2 separate regions of the Homo sapiens genome follow, and region 2 is linked to region 1. The links are chromatin loops, found by intact Hi-C in ENCODE. Cell type or tissue: IMR-90. All regions are shown on one strand. Links, peaks and the distances in the headings refer to the core of each region. The heading gives the core; the rest is flanking DNA. Region 1 has its middle 180 kb from the start of TRT-TGT2-1. Region 2 has its middle 93 kb from the start of TRT-TGT2-1.

What was found. Peaks named below come from ENCODE experiments on the same cell type or tissue, not always from the same donor. Only the 100,000 strongest peaks of a DNase experiment are listed, where the experiment ranks them.
Region 2: a loop joins it to region 1, with 6 times the contacts of the local background. A loop is called at or near these places in 2 of 110 quality-filtered maps.

What each region holds. Positions count from the first base shown.
Region 1 is chr1:222,280,211-222,289,067 of GRCh38, reverse strand. No RefSeq gene overlaps it. Among named protein-coding and RNA genes, the nearest start is that of TRT-TGT2-1, 180 kb to the left of the region's middle. In IMR-90, for the core only: CTCF peaks have their summits at 757, 4,473 and 5,710; DNase peaks (open chromatin) are centred at 4,407 and 5,777; H3K27ac peaks cover 1,830 bases.
Region 2 is chr1:222,367,194-222,376,050 of GRCh38, reverse strand. No RefSeq gene overlaps it. Among named protein-coding and RNA genes, the nearest start is that of TRT-TGT2-1, 93 kb to the left of the region's middle. In IMR-90, for the core only: no CTCF peak of the experiment used is centred there; DNase peaks (open chromatin) are centred at 4,540 and 5,730; H3K4me3 peaks cover 346 bases; H3K27ac peaks cover 3,389 bases.

The DNA of each region.
Region 1 (8,857 bases), core at 276-8,275:
TGGTCCAGGACTGCATTTATCTCTTGATGTCTATATGTCTCCTCTCTAACAGGGCCTGTTTTTAGTGTCAGTTCAGATTCTGCATCCAGATTATGTGGCTGTCAACATATCTGGCCTTCTGTAAGGTACTTTCAGGCTTCAAATTCACCCATTGTTGTGGCTCTGCTACTCTTCTAACAAGGCCTGTGCCTGATTTTAAGCATAGTCTACTGTCTGGCTGCAGTGGATAAAGATATCTTTAAACACTGCCATAAAGATATTCTAGCTCTTGCATTTTCCCCCGAATTACTAATTGCATATATTTTTTTCAGTTCATCGATTGTAAGTGGCAGTAACCCAACTCCACGGTCTTTTACCAAATCTCCCATACATTTCAACTAATATAGGTATCACGCATGCCAGTGCATCCCCTTCCATCTGTATCCTATCCAAATTCACTACAAATAAAAGTCTTAGCAATTGGGGCAGCATGCTAGTGGATGTCTACACTCTATTTCCCCATAACAGTGGGTCTCTTGTTAGCATTTGTCTAGTGAGTGATCCAGTTCTAAAATCCTATCCTGAGAGTCTGCTTTTTAGGACCAAGCATGGAACCAGCTATCTTAGGTTGGGTTTCCAAAAGCAGAGGCTAAACTGAGAATTTATTGAAAATGATTTATTAGGAAATGCTTCAAAGAAAGTCTGGTAGGGAGTGGAGAAGTGGAACTTGGAAGAAAGATACCGAATGAGGATATAGTGCAACAGGAACAACGCAGTAAGGTTTCCCCCTAGGCATTAGAAGTAGAACACCACACCCCAATGACTCACACCGGTGGCCGAAGATGGGAACTTAGAGGCATCTGTTTTGCCTAGCAGACTGGATTCTCTGCTTTTCTTGCTGCTTCCTTTAAATAGACCATTCAGGCATTTACCCTTGAACTTAAAGTGACCTGCACCCTGTTCCCTTACATATACTGCTAGTTTCCACACTCTCAGTCTCTCTGCCTGATTCTTTATTCCTGCCTTGTGTGACCGGGGGCAGGGGGACTGCCTCCCAACTCATTGTGCCCTCCCTGCCTAGGATTTGTAAGTAATAAGTCTTTGAACTTATTTCCTATTGTGGTAGTGTATTGAATTTGAGTCTTCCTTCTGAAGAACCAGGAGCTACTCTAGGCTAGGTTTGCCCCAGGATGCCCCAGGAGAACACAAAGTTGGACTCCTTGCACCAGAACGATACTCAAGCAGGCATAAGTTGGACATGGGTCAGACCTGACCACAAGGGTGTTTTCCAGTATAAACAAGTCTCCTATGTGAGGGACCCTTGGTCATGGGTCAGACAACTGGGTATTAGGTCCTCCACCAGGTAAAAGAAGTATCCCATGAAAGGGACACTGTAAATACCCATGCCTAACTCCCCTTCATGTCTCACTGGGGCAGGATTGCCAGCTACTCTGGTACCGGAACCCCACTTTCGCTGGGGGCTCCCAAAACATGGTATCAAAGTTGCACAAAAGATAATTTTGTCTCACTACTGCAGGGGAGTTCCAAAAACAGTGGCGGTCGTATTTCAGAGTGATCCTCATTAGTGTAAGGGAGCAAAAACATTTATATTGCTGCACCACAGATGTTGGCTTAGGGCTGTCCCTGTGGGAACGTAAATTTCTAGGCACTTCTGGCTCTCTGCACCTAGGCAAAAGAGGTAACAGCAGCCTGAGGGCAAGTTCTTTGAAAAGGAGATTTAAATGCTGGCTGTTGGGAGTGGGGAAATAGCAGGAGCTCGGATCCGTGAAAATGCCAAATGTGTCTGAGGACTCATGAGTAGAGCAGCAACAAGGCCCACTCTTCTGGCCCTGAGATTCTCTCCTAATTCATTCATCATGGTTTCATTCACTTATCTGGGTTTGAAATCTACTTACAACACTTACTTACTGCCTGACTTGGACAAGGTATCGAACTCCTCTGTAACTCAGTTTCTCCATCTATAAAATGGGTATGATAAAGCACCTCTATAAATATAATATGTTGTTGTGAGGAATAAATGAGACAATACATGTAAATAACTCAGAACACTCTGCTTGACCCAGAAATGACACTCAGTGAATGGTAGTTTTTTATTATGACTGAAAAAAAGAAGAAGCAAATGAAGATGAGAAATGAGCTTGCTAATAATCCTCAGTACAGAGATGGTCTGTGTGGCTACGATCTTTTCTTTCTGCCAAATATGGGAAATAGAGCCAGAGTGGATAGCTGCAGCATGAAAGGACAAACTGGAGATTTTCCTCTGATGAAGAGTGTGTCTATAAGGGCAAGTATTTTTTCTCATAAGAAGAGATAAGGATAAAGGAACTTTGATCCCAGGTGAAATGAGGAAGCTGTACATAAATCCAGGATATTGATTATATTGAAGCAAGTTGGTGAAAGAAGCATCTGAGAGGTCCTTGAAATGAGGAAGGAAATTAAGTATCAAAACCTTGAATAATTATTTTTTAAAAGTACAAAATTATATTAAATTTATTTTATTATAAAACATTTTCCCCATATATTATCAAAAATTATTTTAGCCCTTTTCATTAGGAGTTGCATGGTTTGTATGGATAAAGATTTTTTTTAAAAGCCCTGATTTCTTCCCTGCATCTGAACCCAATATTACCTTATAGTTTAGACCATATGACCTAGGCCTTTTGCCAAAACCTTGTAGCAACTGTTGGGAGAGGCAATCCTTTATGAGCTCTGAGTGTCCCTGCACATCCTTGCTGCATTTTTCAAGAATGCAGGCCTTGATCACTCTTTGCCTGGGTCATTGCTCAGGGTCATGTTTGCAGCGAGCAACCTTGAGGAATGAGGTAATGACTCTTTGGAACAAAGAGCAGGCTTGCTATAGTGGAGGTGGAGTCCCCAAACTCAGAGCTCCTCCACTGTGATGCAAACCCATTACGTGTGCAGCATTCGCTAGGGCTGCTTCAAGTTGCCCCTGCAGGAATTAGATGAGGAGGAGACAAAGGGACCTGACATAAACATAAACTCATGCTGCTGGACAAGCTGTGAGTAATAATGTCATTTATGACAGATCTAGAAATCTCATATCTTCTGTCAGCATCCGGGAAATAGTAACAGGTTAACTTGTTAGCTTGTAAGTAGGATAAGAATGCCAGATCCTGAGAGCAACATTTCTATCTTAGGAAATATACATGAAACTGTTCCCATAGCATTAATAAGAATTATATGCAGGCATTAGACAAAAGTACAGATAAATGTTAATCAGATTATCCTTTGACTAACTTCCCTGTAGCTGCTTAGGGACCATGTAGGCCAGGACATAAACTCTAACTTCCTCATTTTTCCTATAAATAGCATCTTTAACATCAGGGGCACAAGACTTCCCATTTGAGATGTTTTTCAGAACAGCTGATGCCAACTAGTCCTTGGTTCCCATCAAGAAACCAAGTCAGCATGAGAATGCTATTTCTTTACCTCTCTGTCCCGTGACTTCACCCTTCATTCTTCAACCAGTCAACACCTTGGCCTACTACCTGTCCAAATTCCTTAAAACACCTAGACCCAAGCTCTCCACGGAGATGGATTTGAGGTTTCCTCCCATCTCTTCATTTGGCAGCCTTATGATTAAAACTTTCTCTGCTGCAAACCAATATCTTGGTGTATTGACTTGCTGCACATTAGGCAATGCCTGGTATGATTACATGTCTCTTCAGAATAAAGAGAAGGGCAGTTCAAGGAGAAGCATGGTTGTATGCGTTAAATCTTGAAAGGAATCCGTAATGTTGAGGCTTAACAACTGTCCAGATGTGGGTAACCAAATTCCCAGGGCTCTGGATGGGATCTTGAGGAAACTGTCAAAAGTTTGTGGTGGGATGTCCCAAGGTGGTGGGATGACTACCTTAAAGGAAAAGAAAGCAGTTGATCTAGGGCTAGGAGAGGAAGAGATGAACAACAGTGTTCTCCATTTGCAAGATAGGTCCCCTTTATGTGGGGATTTGAGACTGAGAGGCAAATGAGATCAGAGTCCTAAGGCCTTTATAAAGATCCAGAGGGTCAGGTAAAGGGAACAGGAACTGGCTTGGTAAGTAGCAGTGCCTGGACTTAGAAAAAGAAGTGGAATGAATTCTAGAAGGTCACAATAGAAGTTGTGTACTAGCCTGCAAAACATGACAAATCTCCATATTTTAACATCTCTGAAATATAGGGACATTCTTATAATCAATAGTGTCAAATAGTTGGAGGAATATACCAATGCTATCATTGATCCCATCTCTATTATTCTTCAAGCCTTGATCTTTGTTCCTGCATAATTGCCTCATAGAATCTCACATGCAAAGTTTGGATAAAGGCAACTGCTGATGTCTACATTTGGGAACAAATGCAATATGGTTTATTTGGCTTGCTGCTTTTCTCTTGAGGGAAGGATGAATCACTGACTGGTCTTGTAGTTGTGCCATTGAGTCCAAGTGGTAGGGATAGGTTGCAGGTTGGAGTGTCTGGCTGAGAGCAAAGCAATGGCTCCAGCTACTGGTGTCTAAGGGCTGTAGCCATGATAGACCAAGGACCCAAGGCAGGTGCTTGTCCACTTAAGTGATCAGAGAATTTAATGGGTCTTTGTGGTGATTATCTCACAAAATCTGAGCCAGGTGAGTTTGGTGCCTGGGAGATCAATTTACAGGTCTGAAGCTCCAGACACCCTATGGGGCTCAGGGTTAGGGATTTTGTCCCCAGGAAAGAAAACTTCCAAGGGTAAATCTGAGCTCTGGTTCTAGAAACTTCAAGATAAAAGGCCAGTTATGGGGCACATTGAGTGGGGCATCTCAGGATTTAGAACTAGAATTGAGGAGGCTGTTGTCAGAAGGAAGGTGCCTAATGGAGGTTGGGGGTGGAGGTGGGTCACAAACCCAGAAAACAATGTTTTTGTTTTGTTTTTAAACATAAATCCTTGCCATTTGAAAGAGAAAGGTAGAGATTTCCCTCAATTCCAGTGAATCCTGTGTTGTCAATGAAACATCTTTTAGAATCTTCAGTTGGAAAAAAATATGAGAACTTCTCTTGCCTAGTCTTCTGATTCTAGTGTGCAAATATTGGGGCCTTTCCTATTCTAGCAAACCTCAGGGTGTGTCCTAAGTTTACATCTGCAAACCCGTCTATATAACCCACCTCATAATGTGAGACCAGCTCCTGAGAACATCACTCACAGTAGATGTTCTGGGATAGATTGCTCCCTTCCTGCCTGTGTTCCCCCTCTCCAGCTCCATCCTCCTGTGTCCCTGGCTTATGACTTCCTGAGTTTGTCTTTAGTCTTGACCATGGATTTTGCTTCACTAGTGCTGACCACTAGCATTTTATTTGGATGTCATTTGCACTACCTCACTGTTTTTTTCCACTTCCTTCTTTTTAGGACATTAATCTGTCTACTCAGACCAAAGCCCAACCTTGACCTGCTTGGCCATGGGCCCGCCTGGCCTGGCTCTACCTTCTTGGGAGGGGAGATTATACTGTTGGATACGGGATATCAAAATCTCCTTGGGTTTAGCTAGTTAAAAAGACATATGTCTTGATATTTCATCAGCCCCGAGTGTTTTTTTAAAAATCATTATGGGAAAAAGAAGATAAGGCATTTTGGGAGCTTTTATCATTTTGAAGATCATTCTGCAGTAGAGTGATAAAAAATACCAGCAATGCAAACATCTGGGTGAAAGAGCAGCAAATCAAGTCATAATTCTTTTTTATGTGCAAATATTTATATTCTCCCAGGCCTTGTATCCTCAGTTAGTGTCTGATGTAGAGTCAAAGGAATGTTTCACTACATTTAATAATGAGCATGAGGAACAAACCTCAAGTGTGACGCCATCTGCAAAGCAGTGTGTATTTCAAGTTTGTTGACAGAACTTCCTAGAGGGCAATTGGAAAAAGAAGCTTAATTCCTAATGAGAAGATATCTTACATTTTCCTTACTCCATGAAAAGGACCACTTATAATTTTTTCCATTTCTAACAGTAACAATTTTAACACTCAAAATCAGTTTCTTAAGTCCTAAAGGGATTGGAGACATATTTCTCCAGAAATCTCCACTATGATGGGGAATGAGATCTGGTCCAGTACAGAAAGCATTCACATCATAGGAATTAGGGGACACACATTTATTTACATATTTATTTTTAGAAAGTTTAGACACTTAGACTTTAGAAAATCTGTTTTTCATAGGAAGAAGTCTTTCCTAAATTATTTGTATAGGCCTGGAACTGGGGAGGAGGAAGAACTTTCTCTTTGGAAGTTTTCAAACACTTTACATAGCATTAAATGTTATTTGTCAGACTATCATAGCATTATCTATAGGGTAATTAAATATCTTAGAACTATGCTGTGATTTTATTTGCTGCTGAGTGGAGATGGGTTCTGTGGCTAGTGTACTAGGATAATCTTTTTCTAATAATCTCATTTATTCTTGAGAATCATCTAAAATAAAAAATAGCATTTTGTTGCCCAGCATTAACTTTATAATTGTTTTTCTGGGATGAGAGAGGGCTTGTGGGACATATAATTCACACTTTGACAAGAGAGGTGCTAGGAGAATAGATGTAGGACAATACAGTGCCAGATTCAATAGAGGAAAATGGAATTTAAAGATGGAAGATTCACAAACTAGAAATCCATAAGTTGACATTGACTTGTGTGGGTTTCTTGCCACTAATACCAAGAAAGGAAAGGGATGATCATCAGAAGCCAGCATGGATTCACTTATGAGCAAGTCAAGGCTGACTAGTGTTATCCGTTATCTATGCACCTATACTTGAGCCTGTACATATACCTATACCTGTATCTATACCTATGGCTATGTCTATGCCACATGTATCTCCATCTAATAGTATGTATTTGTTCACAAATCACCACTAAAGAACTTACTCTTATAACCAAATACCACCTGCTCCCCAAAAACCTATGGAAATAAAATATTTTTTAAGAAAGGAATTCTATAGATATAATCAATCAGAATTTTAGCAATAAATGTGATGAGATCTTCCATTGCATCCTCTAGGAATGTAGAGATGGGAATTGTGGGCTCGAGTGCATAAAACTAGGTAAATTCATAATTAATTGAATGAGCTAAACCACTGCCTCTGAAAGAAAAATTTCTCTAAAAGACCAGTGCTGATTCAGATTATTTTTATTAAAGTATTACAAAAAAGGGAAAGAACAAAAAAGTAGGTATAAACTCATTATGTAATAGCTTTTATTAAAATGTGGACAGGTTATTTTTATTTTTATTTTTTATTTTAGGTTTGAGGATACATGTGCAGGTTTGTTATATAGGTAACCTCATGTTATGGGGGTTTGTTGTACAGATTATTTTGTCACCCACGTACTAAGCTTAGTATCCAGTAATTATTGTTTCTCCTCCTCCCACTTCTCCCACCCTCTGTCTTCAAGTAGGCTCCAGTTGCTTTCTTTGTGTCCTTGAGTTCTCTTCATTTAGCTCTCACTTATAAGTGAGAACACGAGGTATTTGATTTTCTGTTCCTGCTTTAGTTTATAAGGATAATGGCTTCTAGCTCCATCTATGTTCCCACAAAAGACATTATCTTATTCCTTTTTATGGCTGCACAGTATTCCATGGTGTATATGTACCACATTTTCTTTATCCAATCTGTCATTGATGGGCATTTAGGTTGATTCCATGTGTTTGCTATTTTGAATAGTGCTGGAAGTTCATTGCATACATGTGCCTTTATAATATAACAATTTATATTCCTCTGGGTATGTACCTAGTAATGGGATTTCTGGGTTGAATGTTATTTCTGTCTGTAGATCTTTGAGGAATGGCCACACTGTCTTCTACAATGGTTGAACTAATTTACACTCCCACTAACAGTGTATAGGTGTTCCCTTTTCTCCACAACTTCACCAGCATCTGTTATTTTTTTATTTTTTAATATTAGCCATTCTGACTGGTGTGAGATGGCATTTCATTGTGGGTTTTGATTTGCGTTTCTCTAATGATCATTGATGTTGAGCTTCTTTTCGTATGCTTGTTGGCTGCATGTATGTCTTCTTTAGAAAAGTGTCTGTTCGACACCTCTCAAAAGAAGACATTTATGCAGCCAAAAAACACATGAAGAAATGCTCAGCATCACTGGCCATCAGAGAAATGCAAATCAAAACCACAATGAGATACCATCTGACACCAGTTAGAATGGCAATCATTAAAAAGTCAGGAAACAACAGGTGCTGGAGAGGATGTGGAGAAATAGGAACACTTTTACACTGTTGCTGGGACTGTAAACTAGTTCAACCATTGTGGAAGTCAGTGTGGCAATTCCTCAGGGATCTAGAACTAGAAATACCATTTGACCCAGCCATCCCATTACTGGGTATATACCCAAAGGACTATAAATCATGCTGCTATAAAGACACATGCACATGTATGTTTATTGCGGCATTATTCACAATAGCAAAGACTTGGAATCCACCCAAGCGTCCAACAATGATAGACTGGATTAAGAAAATGTGTCACATATACACCATGGAATACTATGCAGCCATAAAAAATGATGAGTTCACGTCCTTTGTAGGGACATGGATGAAACTGGAAATCATCATTCTCAGTAAACTATCGCAAGAACAAAAAACCAAACACCACATATTCTCACTCATAGGTGGGAATTGAACAATGAGAACACATGGACACAGGAAGGGGAACATCACACTCTAGGGACTGTTGTGGGGTGGGGGGAGTGGGGAGGGATAGCACTGGGAGATATACCTAATGCTAGATGACGAGTTGGTGGGTGCAGTGCACCAGCATGGCACATGTATACATATGTAACTAACCTGCACATTGTACACATGTACCCTAAAACTTAAAGTATAATAATAA
Region 2 (8,857 bases), core at 505-8,504, 87 kb before region 1:
GGCTGAAAGTCTCTGGCTTTCAGTAGTTGGCTGGGTGGTCTGAAGTTTCCTCTACAGTGTTACATTCTATTTTGTTAGTCTCTGTTTCCTTCACAAGGCTTAGGGCTTTGTTTCACCCCCACCAAAAAGCAGTATTTCTTGAGAACTGGAAAGGAAAACATTCCACTAGGTTTTAACCAGAAAAATGATGTGGCGGGAAGACCAATCCTATCCAAAGTAAATGAAATAAGCCACCAGTGCAATTTGCTGATTCATTATCTGTTAAAGTATTATTGCCACAAAATGTACTATCTCAGGGCCTAGATAGCCCATTCAGCTCTTGGGTGTAAAACCCATTTCATTAATGAGCCTGGCATTTGCAGAACTTGTGCCCTGGTTTTCTTCTATGCTGAAATAATAAGTTGAATAACAAATTGTAAAGGCCGTGTTTCTCACTTGGGTTTCAGGGGGTCTGCCTCCTTCTATGAGGGTGAATATTTTAATGGTACTGTGCCTCCACGCAAAGACACAAAACACACACACCTACACACAAAACTGCCCAACATGGTGGGTAGCTTGCACAGACTTGGAAGCTAGCAGCTCTTAAAATTGGTGCAGAGACTTTTAAAATGAATCCTTTCATCCATTGAAGAAACTGCAAAGTGAATTAAATAAAATCAGGCTAAAAAGACTGATGACTCATAAGAAATAGAGCAACAGCCAATGACAAGTAGACCTTCCAGGAATAGAGCTCCCAGAGAAGTTCCCATTTTCCTTAGAGGAAAGTGAAGATGACCTTGACTCTATTAGCATATCTTGTTTGCTTTGGGAGAGCTGTTTCAGCTGGCTTGCCCAGGACGGGTGCATTTTCTGTTTAATTTGTGTGCCATCGCCCCCCTTATTCCCTAGGGCCCAGCATCTATTGGCTACTCAGTGATGCTGTTAATTTGCACCAAAACTGGCAGTGGCAAGACCTTGAAATTTTCTTATCTTGGGCCTTATAAATGATATTAAGCCCATCCTTTAGCATCTCTATGCCTCAGTGTGTTTACTGGAAAAACAGGTGAGTGAGAATGGGAGTCTGTAGATTTGCAACATAGAGATGTTAAAAGGATGCCTTCTGTCATCATGGCTCTACACTTCTTGACCTTCAACTCGAGCCAGTTTGTTTTTGGTATGTAATTTTGAGAAGTCTGACAACCTAATCATTCTTCTAAGATATTTATTTAGTTTTACTGAGCTTTCAGAGCAGCAGGTTTTATGTAACGGAAGCACTGAAATTGAAGCCTGGATACCTAGGTTTAAGGCCCAGCTCTGTCACTTACCAGGTGTGTGACCCCAGGCAAGTTACATAACCTCTTCAGGCTTTAGTTTGCCCATCTGTCAAATGGGAACCATGTCTGTGTTCCCTGTTCCCAGGGGTTTTGTGAACATCAGGTTTCATGATGCATGTGAAAGGGCTTTGAAAATGGCGAGGCAATATTTAAAGGTCAAGTATAATTATGAATACATTCTGATTCCTTTTAAAATTTCCATGTAATCATTTCTGTAGTCAAGCCTGCTTTTTATGCAAGGGACAACAGAGCACTCTCCTGAGCAGCCTGTTGTTTTTTGACTTTACTGTTATCCCACTTGCTGTTCAGTGATCTGGTTCCAGTTTTACCATCTAGAGACTGGTTCTTTCTGTGAGCATGTTTACTTCTCATTGTCATTAATTAAGATAAGGACAGTGATTTATAAGTCACACAGTTGCTTGAGGCATAGCATTTAAAAGTGCCACATGCACTTCTCCCTTTTAAGGTAACACCTTGCATTACAGTTAAAAACAGACTGTTTGTTTGCAGCATTTGGAGGCATTTTCGGGATTACATCTGTAGCTGCTGTAGAGCAATCAGGAGTGCTCACGAATAAGAAGGTTTGATAACCTCGTGCTGGGGTTTCTGGTGCTTGAGGAATGGCTGAGAGGCTTGAATGGGGCATTGCTGCAGTCTGCGAATCCAGAAGATCACTTGCAGTCTTTGTTTGCATATATAAGAACTATGAATGGACTTCTTTCTTCTGTGAAAAAACAGAAGCAACACAGAGGGTTTTTTTCTCCTTTTGAATCCTACTGAAATCATTCATCTGTTTTCCTTCTTGAGCCTTATGGTCACCGGGCTGGCCTGCCTTCCATCCACGTCATCTTGTCTGTCAAGGCATGGGATAGTGAGCCTGAAAGGACAGGGTGCAGCAACCTTCTGTGGCCCTACAGTGACTCTGGGGCATGTAACTGGAGCAGAGTGACAGGAGGAGGCAGGAGCATAGCAGTGTGGCTGCTGCTCCTGGAATTCATGGAAGAGTGGGTCTCCTGGCCTGCCCCCCTCAGAGGGCTGCTGTAGGGGCTCCCTTTTTAATTCTGACTGATGTAGTCTTTGGACCACCCATAGGGCCAATGGAAGCCACTGAGGAGTTGACAGGGCCCATTATGTTCTCACTGGAATTCCCATATTCTTTATCCTATGACTTCCCTGATACTTATTGAAACTTGGAAGTGTAGATCATTCACTCACTCATGCCTATCTGCAGGTGGCAGAAGTTTCAGTCAATTTGAATAAGTGTTTCATTGACTGAGATATGTACTAGAATCTGTTGACAAGTGGAAATGCATAGGTATTACAAGATACTCAAAAGTTGCAAACAGATTTGCATAATGCTCCTTCAGAGGAAAGAGTTCTTTTACCACAATCCTGTGAGGTAAGAAGAAGGATGTCTTTTTACAGTCAAGAAAATGGAGGCTCAGGGAAGGTGAGTGATTAGCACAGGTTACATCACTAGTAAACAAAAGAAGCAATCTCTACATCACATCTCATGTCTGAGGCCAGGGCTCTTTCCCTTTCACCACAGGATCTTGGGATTGTTGAACTGTGGGAAGGAGAGGAGAGGGCAAATTAGACAGAAGCTAGCAGTTCTAATTCCAGTTATGCTTGAGTCAATTTATATAATTGGGTACATTGGAGGCCAAGAGTTTTGTTTCATGTTATATTAGGAATTTCTATTATTTATTTTTTTCTAGAACAATGGTGTTCAAAACACTTCTTCCTTTTGCCAAATTAAATCTGACATAAATTCCCATATACAAAACTTAAATTGAATGGCTGTGATTGAAGCAGGGTGTGAGATCTTGCCTGCTCCACCTCCTCTTCCCCCTTGCCTCCTCTTGCCCCTCAAAATGGACTTGAGATGCTTTGAAAGCTTGAAGTGAGGAAGGAGCCTTCAGGTCAAAGGGGTTTCATTCTCTCTCTATCTCCTTGCCTCTTCCTGAGTTTTGTCAACTGTCTATCATTTAGTTGTCCTCCTCAAAAAAAATTTCCCAGGACGTTGTAGCATTCCTCCATGTTGCCCTCCAGCACTTGTGAGGAATCTGCTTTTGTTATACATTCCATGGCTTTTCCGGGTTCACAAATGCACAAGGAGAAAAGTGGTAGATGTCAGACTTTGTGTCATTCAACTGTTCCTTATTTCTGTTATAGCCATAACACAGAGGGGCATAGCATGCTGTCCAAGGACATCCCCTTCGCAGGCAGCTGGTCAATGAGCCAAGCCCTTGAGTATTTTCAGGGCAGTCAGTATCTTTTCTTGGCATCAAATTCTTCTGAGTCAGTGGCATGAAGCACCGAACCATGGTTGAAGGTTCTCCTCCAACCACATGTGGACTATGGGTGCATTAAACATCTGCTTGTCACCACTGATGCTGTGATAATCTATTTAAGCCCTGACGATTAGTGTCCAACTGCTAAATGATCTAGACACAGCCTTTTCCTGAACAATTATATTATAGCATTTCCTGGAAGTCTTCATAGGCCCTGAGATGGCAGGAGATCCCAGCTAGCTGTGCTTTGTTCCCTGTACTTGTGGATTATTGCCCTACCTTGAGCCTAAGTGGTTTTCTGTGGAATTGGGAAGGAATCTCATGCTTAGCTTAAATCTCCCCCTTATGCCTAGCTCTTTTCAGAAAGAAACTTCTGACTAAAGCAATCATTGGCTATAAAGATTTTCTGGAAATTTCTTATTTATATGACTTTTTTGTTTTCTCCGCATGTTTCAACATGTCTTAGTAGAGGACAACACACCCAGCCCTGTCCTTACTTGGGGGAAGTGCTGACAAGCTCTTGAACACTCTCTTCATCCCTCTCTTAGCTCTGCACCTGCCCCAACCCCCCGCCAAGGAAGGCTTAATGTGCAGTGTATTGGTTGGGTCTCTTGAGACGTACTGGCTAGCCCTTTTTGAGTAGATCCCAGTCTTTTATGAAATTATGCCACATTTCTGGCTCCTGGAGTGCATGCTGAAACACAGGGAGTCAAGCTCTACATTGGGAAGAGGTGGGTGGCCCCACTTAGGTCTTCTTGAGCCATGTGCTCCAGTTGTTTTTTGCCCAAGAAGTTTTGCCTGTGGGGCTTTTAGGCTCTTTCACAGTCCTGACTAAAACTTGATTTTGTTCCCCACTGAGCTGTTGCTCCTTATGAGTATTCTCCTCCTGCTGAGAACTTCAGAGCGTCAGGGTGAGGAGTGTGATTCAGGCATGAAAAATCCACCTCAAACCCTAACATTGCAAAGAACCCAAACAACTCCCCAAATGCCACAACTTCTGGGAAACATTCCTTTTTCCTTATTAGATTTCAGAGCTCGGATCACTTTCAGTGATTCACTTTCAATTGCTTTTTAATATTGCAACGAGTGACCGTAGACAGCCTGGGTGGTAGGTTTCAAATGATCTTAGTACCCCCAAAACTATTTATCTGACTTTTGACAACTGAATTTTCCCTACCTAAGTTTCTCAAGGCTATGCAGGAACCTCTCAGTCATCATCCTTACCTTCCCCAGTTCTTTGTCTCACTAGGCTTAGAGGCCCCAGATAGTTATTGAATGGTAACTTTGCCCAAGCTGATGAAGAAAAGAGAAAGCGGAGGCAAGAAATGATCTAGTGACCTCATCCAGCATCAGCAGCCAGTCAGGATGGTCTGGAACAAGTATGCAATATGCCTTTCCTTACGGTTGTTTTTTGTTTGATGGATCTAAGCCATTCTTCTTTAACAAATCTCATTAGCATTCTTTACTCCAGCGGTATAATAAAATGGGGGACACTGGCATCTCCTTGAGTGTGGTAAGAGAATCAGACATGGCTATGGTTGGGTTGAAATTATTTTGTCAAAATAAATTCACAGAGTAAAATGATGGGATGGGGGAGGGGAAGACTCTTTGAACTCCCTCCTCAATCTTTAATTTCTGAAGTCTCTCAGCTCCCCAAAGAAAGCCTCTGTCTGAGTCACTCCCTATTCTCTATAATAAGAGCAGCTTCCCCTTGTTGTGAAGTAGTCAAGGTGTCTGTGGCTCCCTCTCCTGCAGCCCTTTCTCTCCTCTGTGTTGTCACTCTCTTCCTCTCTCATCAGCTTCCCAGGGACACCTCCTTCTCTCCTTTCCCATGGAGTAAGGGGGAAAATAAAAGGCAGTGTTCCTCTCTAATGCTACCTCAGAGGAAGCCATGTCAGCAAAATAAATCCACACCTGCCTTCCCCCATTGCGCTGCGGGGCTTTGTGGCCATAACGGTGCCCTGTGGGACCATGCCAGCTGCCTTTGCCTGTGGGGAGCAGCTGTGAGATCCTGGACCAAATAGAATTCCTGGGAGAACAGGCGGACAGGCAAGAGGAAGGTGAGTCAGAGCTGATTAGCTCTATGCAAGCCGTCCTCAGGCCACATTTCTTTGGTCTTAAGTGGAGGCCTGTATATGCTGGCTGAGATAGCCTAATGGGTCCTCTGCTTCAGTTGATGGATGAGCAGTGCGTAGGCAGTTAGCATTTTACGATTCATCCAGATGAGGCAGACCCAGGTAAATGGAAGGACTGGCCATTCTATGATTCTAACAGTGAACGCATCACTGACGTTTCACTTCCGTCAGCCCTGTAAGCTACTGAATGCAGCTGGGCTACTGTGTGCTGCAGAGGAATTAACTTTGACGTAATGGAATTTTGTTTTCACTACTGCTCATAAAAACAACCTCCTCGAGCAAAGGAAAATGTATGCAGCAATTTGTGCGCTTCTAGTAATGAACATGGTCCAGAGCGTTCTTACAGATGGAAATGGCGTCCCTACAGACCAGGACTGGCTGATGAATGATTAACAAAAAGGAGTACTTCCAAGATGCTGGTCCCAGAGAGATAATGGGGAGTGATGGTATAGGCTGGAGGGAAGACAACGTGCTTGAAAAGGTGTGCCCCACTCATGGATAGCCTGACTCAGAATCTTCCTTTGCCTGACTCTTCCTGGAGACCCTGAACTTCCCTCTGGGATGGGGCATGATATTCCCCCAATACCCTTACTTACTCCATTGCCCTGTGCATCCCCACTCCCCACCCTTTCTTTCAGAGGTAATCTCTCTTGGCTCTGTTTCCCTGCTGTTAGATTCTCCCCGGGGCCTGAAAGCTTAAGGAGATGAATAACTCCTCCCTTCTCAGGCCCAGTCCCAAGGCGCAAGGCCACTTATGTCAGCAGCGTGCACCAGCAAAATAGCAGAAGCAGGAAGAGAGCCAGTCGGAAGACAGCTATCCTGGCCGGAAGACCCCTGAAGATGGAGAAAGAGGCCATCTGGGTACAACATAGCAGTTATGTCGGAGTAGGACACTTCCTGTTTACAGAAGACTATAAAACCTTTGCCCCGTCCTCACTTGGGGCTGACGTCATTTTAGGCCTCAGCCCGCCTGCACCCAGGCGCTCATTAAAACAGCATGTTGTTCCACACCACCTCGTGTTGTCTGTTGGCGTGCTCTCGGGGTTCAAACCGATACAAAAACCTTACACCTGCAACCTCACCCTTCATTTCCCCAATTCTCTACTAACCAAATCTTTATGTCTACTGCCAGTTTGATCATCACTACTTACCAGTCTCTGTGTAATAGTGTTCCTTGGAGAGCCCTATGAGGGACCCCAGATCCCAACTATGCACACTTCTATGTTCAATGTTGTTCAGGTAAGGCCTTCAGGTGATTTCTGTGCTTGGCCTGACGTGTAACCTGGCATTATAATAAAATGCTGTGGTTACCCTTTGAGTTTCTGCCTATCTTAACCCTGGCATAGTTAAGAGTTCAGACAAGAAATCTGGGTTACTTGTGGATATATTTTATAAGGCCAGAACTCTCTGTGTCAGGATCGAGGAACTCTGAGTCCCAGGGCATGGGGCCTTAGGTTCTTGAACCCACAGACAGGGACCAACAGCTGCAGTGGGATTCAGCGAAGGGCCAAGGTCCTAAGGGAGCCTGTGTCCTCAGTTATGCTCACACTTTTGCAGGGAGAAGTCTTGAGTAGACTTACTTTTGTTCCCACACTGGCAGCGTAATGGAAGTGCCTTCACTGGGAAAACAATAGAGAGGTTAGTTAATGGGCTTTGGAGTCAGACTGAAGTGGCTTGAGTCCCAGCTCAGGCACTTATTTGTTATGTGACCTTGGGTAAGTTGCCAGTCTTCCCTGTGGTAGATTAAAGATGGTCACATAATCTTTTTACATACTGCTATCAAGGGTTGGGAACTACTTCCCCTCCTCTTGCAACTGGGCTGGCCTGAGACTGTTTTGACCAATACAGTACATTTGAAGTGATGCTAAGCCAGTTCTTCATCTAGCTTTCAAGAAGATTAGCAGCTTCTTTCTTGGTCTTTTGTGGCCCTGAGTTGCCATGGAAGAAGTCCAAGTCTTCTGCCAGAGATAGAGGTCATGTGGAGGTACCCTGGACCCCTGGACATGGGAGTGAAGAAGCCATCTTGGATGTCTGGCGCAGTTCAGCCATCAGATGAATGGTAGCCCCAGCTGACATCTGGCTGCAACTGTGTGAGAGACCTCGAGCAAGAACTGCCCAGCTGAGCCCCAGTCAACTCACATAATCATGAGAAATAATAAGTTGTTGTTTTAAGCCATTATGTTTTAGGGGTGGTTTGTGATGAAACAACAGATAACCAGAACGCTCTACAAGTTTCTATTTCCTCATCAGTAAAATTGAGATAATAGTGGACCTGCCTGGTAAGTGGATGTAAGGATTAAATAGGAGGCTGCGACCTAAGTGCCTAGCAATGCTTGATATATAGTTATATTTTTATTAGGCTGCATATGATAGATGTTCAAAATATTGATTTTGAGTACAGTGAGTTTGAACCCCAATACACTGGATTCTGGGAAGGGGGTTAAAGATCTGTGTGCCCTGGTGAAATCAGAAGGGCTTGAATTTTATCTGAGTTAATGGCATAAAAAATGGGTTCTGGAAAGATGAAGCTGGCCTCGGTGGTCAGAGAGCAGGAGCAGGGCGGGTGGAATTTTAAGTTTCCGAAGGGCTATGTGATGTTATGGGTCAGGCGTGCTAACTGGCATTCCTTTGTGTTCCTTGGAAAATCACTTTATTTTCTTGCTTTTGTTTTCCCATCTTCCCCAGGAAGGAAACAAAAGGGAGATGAATAATCCCATTATTAGATTTTTAAGATATTCTCCAGACCTCTGGGAGTCTTGTGAACTTTGGATTTTTGTCAGGACTTCTCTCAAAGCTTTCTTACCTATGTATCATCAAACTGTTTATTAACTCTTTCCTATCTCTCCTTATACTGATCATAGCATTTATTTTATGCTTACTTCTGTCTTTCCCACTAGATCGTATCGTCAATGAGGCTCAAGACATCCATTCCAAGTCTTCAAACTCTATTATAAAATCTGGCACAAAGTGAATGTTCAATAATTGCAAATGAATGATAGTCATCAGTGTGGTTTTGGGGTCCAAGCCTCAGAGATCATGCCCAGGGAAATCCAGGACCACTGGGAAAAGGATTCACACATTTAATTGTGTTGGCTTTTTGCACCTCTGTCTGTTC